Linked DNA regions of Homo sapiens: region 1 is linked to region 2. A link is a contact called in ENCODE Hi-C or POLR2A ChIA-PET data. All regions are on one chromosome and are shown on one strand. Each heading gives the region's core, a stretch centred on a gene start or an enhancer-like site at or near the end of the contact. The rest is flanking DNA. Distances are from core to core; before and after follow the strand shown.

Region 1 (3,097 bases), core at 267-2,766, 5.7 Mb before region 2:
CCGGTTCCCGCTGTCCCAGCCAAGCGGAAGACAGACTGGGAGGAGAGTGGGGCCCTAGAGGGGGACAGCAGGGTAACGGGGCAGGGAGGGGCCGTGAGATCACTGCATTCCTAATCCATGAGCCAGCTCGCCCAAGTAGGGATGCCTGGGTCATGAAGAGCCTGGGGCCAGGATTTCTGGGTCTTGAAGGAGAAGGAAGCAGAGGGCCCAGACTCCTGGGTCCTTAGGAGAAAATGGGGCTGGAGATGTGGACTCCTGGGTCCTGGGGAGGAGGGTGTCAGGGAGGAAGGTAGACAGGTTCCTTCGTACTAGGTTCGGTAAAGGAGGGAGCCGGGGGCCTGGACTCTTAGGTCCAGGAATTGGAGAGGCTGGGGACCCAGGATTCTGGATCCGAGCGAGGGCACTGGCTTGGGGGGACCCGAATTCGTATGTGAGAGCTTGAGACCAGGACTAGTCTGGGAGACCGACTCTTGGATCCGAGGAAGGAAGAATCAGACTCCTGAGTCGGAGGGAGGAGGGAAATAGGAGTCTGGACACTGCTCTGAGTGAGAGGATTCGGAATTCAGACTTCTCTGTACTGAACGAGGCGGCTATGGGGTCGGGCTTCTAGGTTCTAAGTTTATTTTTATTTGTTTATTTTTGAGACGGAGTTTCCGTCTTGTAGCCCATGCTGGAGTGCAATGGCGCGATCTTGGCCCACTGCAACCTCCGCTTCCCGGGTTCAAGCGATTCTCCTACCTCAGCCTCCCGAGTAGCTGGGATTACAGGCGTTAGCCACCACGCCAGGCTAATTTTTGTATTTTTAGTAGAGACTGGGTTTCACCATGTTGGTCAGGCTGGTCTTGAACTCCTGATATCAGATGATCCGCCTGCTTCGGCCTCCCAAAGTGCTGGGATTACAGACGTGAGCCACCGCGCCTGGCCTATTTTTATTTTTTTAGAGGCGGGGTCTCCCTATATTGCCTAGGCTGGCTTCTAACTTCTAGGCTCAAGCCATCCTTCCGCCTCAGTCTCCCGAGTGGGACTACGGTGTGCGCCACTGCATCCCGTCTGGTTCTAAATTTAGGGGGGCCTAGAGGATCTGGATTCTGAGAGCCCCAGAATGTGGGCAGCACAACATCCAGCAAGTCGTGCTCACTCCGCCGGACTACAATTCCCTTGCGTCTGTTCTGCCTGGCGCCTCTTACGTCACCTCCTGTTCCGCCACCCTTTCCGCGCGCGCGCAGGGCACTGTGGGGCGTCATCGCGGGCTACCGCGGCCCCGCCCACTTCACCTCTCACCCCATTAGCTGTCCCCGCGCGACAGAGGCGGTGCGCGGACTACGCCTCCCGGCGTGCATCGCGCGGACCCCGCCCCATGTGTCCCATTGGCTTCTGGGAAACCGAGTGCGGTTGCCTTCCCGCCGGCCTTCACGTCGCCGTGCTCGGTACTTGAAATCCCGGCAAGCTCGGCGGCGCTTTAGCTCCGCCTCTCTCCTCCTTTGCTCACGAACCCCGCCCCAGCCCGCCCCGCCCCGCGCCGGGGCCGGAGCCGCAGCCCGAGCGGCGGGGTAAGATGGCGGCGGCAGTCCGGGCCGCGGGGCTCGGGCCTATTGGGGTGGGCGGGGCGGAGTTGGGTCGCTAGTTGTCCCGGGGTCCTCCCCACAAGCCACGGGTCCTAGAGGGCTTCTCGGGGCGGTCTCGGGCCCGGCAGCTGCGGCGAAACCTGGCGCCGAGAGGGGGGCCTTCTCAGGGCCCCGGGACGCATCCGTGGGTTCCTGGGGGCGTCTATGGGGCGTCTCCGAGAGGACTTGGGGCGTCTCTGGGCCTAGACCGAGCCTAAGGCCTGCCCTCCATCACACAGCTGGCCTGGATCGTGTCTGTAGACACTGTAGATTGTCTTTTTGGGCTGACCGGAGGCTAGGGTCTGGTTAGAGGGTTCTGGGGCCATCTTGAGATCTTGAGATATGTCCCAGGGGTGAAGGAGGGTCTGCAAGACCTGAAGAGTATCTTCAGAGCCATCTAGAGGCCTGGGGTATGTCTTTTAGGGCTGGAAAGTGTCTGCATGGGCTGGCCTGAGGATGCAACTGGTCTGCATAAGTCTGGGGCCATTTATCAGGCCTAGAAGGAGTGTTCAAGGGCTAAGAAGTCATTTAGGGCCCCCTAGGGGGTTGGGTTATGCCCACCAGGGAAGGGCGCCAAATATTGAGATGTACTGAGGGTCTGGGGTCTCCAAGGTATGGGTAGTGTCTAATAATGGGTGACAGGAGGCTGGGGGCAGTTAGAAGGACCTGGAACCATCTAGATGGCTTTAATGTGACTGCAGGAATGCAGTTTTGATGCCTGGAGCAAATTCGAATGCCTTTGGGGTCAGAGCAGCTTGTGGCGAATAATAATACGGAAAGAGAATGAGGAAATTTTGCCCAGCTTAGATATACTTGCCCTTCAGACAGTAATTCAAATGAAAAATGTTTTAAGATTCTGCATTACCCTGGGGGTTATTGAGAGAGTTAGAATTAATCTACATTAGTCTGGAAGAGTCTGGAGGGTCATCTAGACCCACTATTACAGTGCTTTTCAAGGGGAAACCTGGGCCATGTTGACCGTGATCTGCATTAAGATACATTTTTTCATTGAGACCTGGTACAGACAGTCATAATGTATTTAACATTATATAACATAATGTATTAACATTAACTCACCTTCCACGAATTGACATTTCCACTTACTACTTGTGCTGTGCTGTGAAGAACTATTTTGTTCTATTTACTTTTTAAAACAAGCTATTTGTGAAGCACTAAACTGGTATATGACCCTGTTGTTGGGGAAACCACTGATCCAGATAGGACCTAGCAGTATCTGCAGAGCATTCTTCTGTTCAGAAGATCTCAGTAGCTGAGGGTGTGTCTGCGAAGCCTGGTGCTTTCTAAATGAGCAAGCAAGCATCTTTGTATACTGCAGAGGGTTTGGGGATCCCTCAGCCTGTAGTCAGCAGATGTTGATTAAGCTTCTGATATGTGACAGTCACTGTTGTAGGTAGCATGTGCTTCCCCGGGAGGTGCTGGAGAGCAGTTCCAGGGCCAGGAACTGGGGCTGAGCTTATTGAGTATTGGTGAAA
Region 2 (3,424 bases), core at 329-2,828:
CACCATTCCACTCCAGCCTGGGCAACAAGAGGGAACTCTGTCTAAAAAAAAATTAGCCAGGGGTGGTAGTGCATGCCTGTAATCCCAGCTACTTGGGAGGCTGAGGCAGGAGAATCGTTTGAACCTGGGAAGCAGAGGCTGCAGTGAGCCGAGATCACTCCACTGCACTCTAGCCTGGGCGAGAGAGCGATACTCTGTCTCTGTCTCTCTCTCTCTCTCTCTCTCTCTCTCTCTCTCTCTCTCTCTCTCTCTCTCACACACACACACACACACACACACACACACACCAAAACACCAAAAACAGCACACCAAAACAGCACCTACTCTGTGGCATGCATTGTTTTAAGTGCCCACGATCTATAGCTGTACAGTGGAGCGCATGTCTGACAGTGATCCTATATGTGTAGACACACAAGCGCCTACATTGTGTTACCGGACAGTAACATGCTGCACAGCTGTGTGGCCCAGGAGCCGCCGGCCACCTTACAGCCCAGGTGCCAGCAGCCCTGCCACGTAGGTGTGAGTGATGTTGCTCTAGGATGCTGGCAGGATGACGACATCGCCTGAGCACGCACTGCCCAGATGGTATCAGTGTCGTTAAGGGAAGAATGGCTGTGGCGAAACAAACAAACAAGCAAACAAAGACCGCCTGTTCTGAGTGTGGAGCTTATTATTCTCGGCGTAATTATGATGAATTGTTAGTTACGTTTGCCTCTAGGATTGAGGTAGGGGGGGTGATCCCAATTAGGGGGTGCCCCAGGGGAGCGCCCCAGGAGTCAGGGCTTGTCTCAAAAGTCCCCACTCCTCCCTCAGCCTCCCCTCCCTCCATCCGACCCCGTTCATATCGCGGGAAGGTCCCACAGAGTGCGTGTGGATACTCCCAAAACGCAACGGTGTAAACGGGGAGGGAGGGAGAGAGACTGAGGAGCCCTTTGTAGCCAGGCAGAGCTGTCAATAAAGTTTCGTCGCCTTGGTAACCGCAGGCCTCGCGGGGCGGGAGGGGAGAGGGATGGCGGTGCGCGCGCATTCACCGCCTCCCTCCCGCCGGGTCTGGCTTTCTCCCTCCTGTGGCCGAAGCTTTCCTCGGAGAAATAGAAGAGGGAGGCCGCGACTCTATGGTGATGGACGGAGGCCTTACCCAATGGAAAGAGGAGCTGTCCCAAGGCCAGGCAATCATATACGACTACTGGAGCTGGCAGAGCCCGCCCTCTTTCCACTTGGACCTGAATAACCCGACCCAAACCGAGTTTCGCCCGGAGAGACTGCGCTTTCGGCCAATGAGTGCGTCGATTTCGAGCCCCAGTGTGAGCGAAGGCGGGACAAGTCTCCATGGCAGCGACTAAAGGACAGCGATGTGAACCACTGACAACAGTTCGCGGCGTTTGACGGCGGCGGGGGCGTGGCGGGGTTTTATCTGTGTATTGACGAGAGCCGGGCGCGGAGGGAAAGAGTGGGGCTTGGCCAATGGGAGCGCCGTGAGCTTCGTAGCAACGGAGGAGTGGCGGTGGCTGTGGCCAATAGAAAGCCTCAGTGGCCTTGGCGGGGCTGGCCCGGAGAGCAGATGGGAGGTGCGGCGACAGTGTTTGACGAGAGCCGAAGGAGGCTGTGGGAGGTGTTGGCGGCGGCGGCGCGGGCGCCTGAGGAGGAGGAGGAGAAGCGGGTGAGGGGCGGCGCGGGGCCCGATCTCTGAGCCCCTTCACGGCCCCAGCCCCGCGCCGCCTTGGCTCCCCAGTCGCCCCCTGCCCCGACTGCCCCCCACCCCGCCCGGCCCCTCCTCGTGTCCAGGCGCCCACGTCTCCCGGCCCCTCGCCGGGCCTCGGGCTCCGCGGCACTGCAGCCTCCTTCCTGTGCTTCCTCACCCGGGCCCTGACCCCCTTCTTACGTCCACGGCCCTCCCTGCATCCTCAGGGCCTCTCCCTGACCTCTTGTCACTCTCCAGGCCTCTCCCTGCACCCCCCAGGGCCTTTCCCTGACCTCACCCTCCAGGCCTCTCCCTGCACCCCCAGGTCTCTCCCTGCACCCTCAGGGCCTCTCCCTGACCCTTCTCTCACCCCCGGGACCTCCCTGCACTCCCAGGGCCAATCCCCGACCTCCTCTCACCCTCCAGGCCTCCTTCTGGACCCTCTAGGTCTTTCTGTGCCCTAGAACCTCTCCCTGACCCCTCTGTCCCTCTCCTGGCACTCCCTGGACCCTGAGGTCGGCCTCTGACCCTCCAGGTCCCTTGCCCTGGGCTCTCACCGCCTACCCAGGCGCCTCCCTGGGTCCCCAGGCCCTTCCCTAGGGTCTCCCTTTCCTGGATCCCCCAGGACCCCACCAAGCCCGTTTGGATCCCTGGGCCCCTGTCCGCCCTCTCAGGCCCTTCACTCACTGGACACCCAGGATCTTCTCCGCCATCCCTGGACCGCCCCCCGACCCAGGTCTCCCGTCTGGCTCCTCCCTGAGTCCCTAGGCCATTCCCCGCTCTCTGTCCTCCCTGGCACCCCCATCCCTTCCTCACACCCCTCTGAGCGCCCCCAGGCCCGGCTGCAGCCTTCTCCCTCCCACAGCCCCCTGCCGTGCCCACCGCTGTGCGTTTCTCTCCTTGCCCCCAGCCCCCTCTCCAGCTTCCCCGCTGTCCCTGGCGTCCTCCTGCAGCGCCCCCTCTTTCTCTCCCGCAGCCTCGCAGTCTGTCCCCGACCCCTCCACAGCCGTCTCTGCAGCTCCCGCTCCTTGCCCTGCCCCATCTCCTCCTCTCCTGGGCGCGGATGAGCCTCGAGCGCCGTGGTGCGGGGACGAGGCTGGCCCTCCGTCCGGGTTAGGGGTTTGGGTGGTTTTCTTCATCTCTCCGTTCTCTCCTGGCTCCGCTTTAAAAAAATGTTTTTGTAAATATTGACCTGTGCTGCCTCCCCATAGTCTTCCTTTGCTCCCCTCCCCACCCCCGCTTTTGTCCTCTGAGCCCCCCTCCCCTGGAATCCTTGGAGAGGGAGCAGGTGCTGGGATCCCTCCCCTGCCCTCCCTCCCGTCACCCGCCTCCAGGCTGCCTGGGGCTTCACCCGGAGCCTCCTGACCACTCCCGAAGGCTGCCGGGGAGGCAGGGGGCGGAGACCGAGGCTGGGTCGAGGTGGGGGTGGAGGGCGGGACCTCGGGCTGGCGGGAAGCTTTGACTTTTCCTCCTTGAGGGCTAGAGGTGAAGCGGCTCCCCACGGTGCTAAGCCTTTAGGGTGATCCCGGCTGCCAATCAGTCAGCCTTCTCTGGGCCCAAAGAGATGTGTGTGTGTAGGGGGTCTCTGTACATATGGGCAGGGGCATCTGCGTGTGTCAGTCTGAGTGTGCATGGGTGTGCATGTGGGGGTTGTGTGTTTAGGGGGGATCTGTGTCTGCGCTGCGGAGCAAGAGCAAGAGCTAAGGCGATGGCTGACATGGCTCTGGGCTTTCCCTACTCTCA

The links. A loop is a pair of places that touch in the nucleus more often than their neighbours do. ChIA-PET counts read pairs that join two places held with the same protein, here RNA polymerase II (POLR2A). Pooled maps may share reads with other maps.
Region 1: a pooled map shows a loop between it and region 2 (20-fold over the local background). The contact joins the promoter of SCAF1 here to the promoter of KMT5C in region 2. A Hi-C loop is called at or near these places in 6 of 50 pooled maps. POLR2A ChIA-PET finds 5 or more read pairs at or near these places in 2 of 52 experiments (MCF 10A and PC-9).

What each region holds. Positions count from the first base shown.
Region 1 is chr19:49,640,693-49,643,789 of GRCh38, forward strand. It overlaps SCAF1 (SR-related CTD associated factor 1), which reads left to right and starts at 1,517. Exons shown (of 11, transcript NM_021228.3): 1 at 1,517-1,550. RefSeq lists enhancers at 1-637, 638-1,307, 848-947, 1,058-1,407 and a silencer at 1,438-1,727.
Region 2 is chr19:55,338,298-55,341,721 of GRCh38, forward strand. KMT5C (lysine methyltransferase 5C) reads left to right here and starts at 1,579. Exons shown (of 9, transcript NM_032701.4): 1 at 1,579-1,660. RefSeq lists enhancers at 1-497, 498-1,271, 1,581-1,650 and silencers at 1,671-1,730, 2,976-3,155.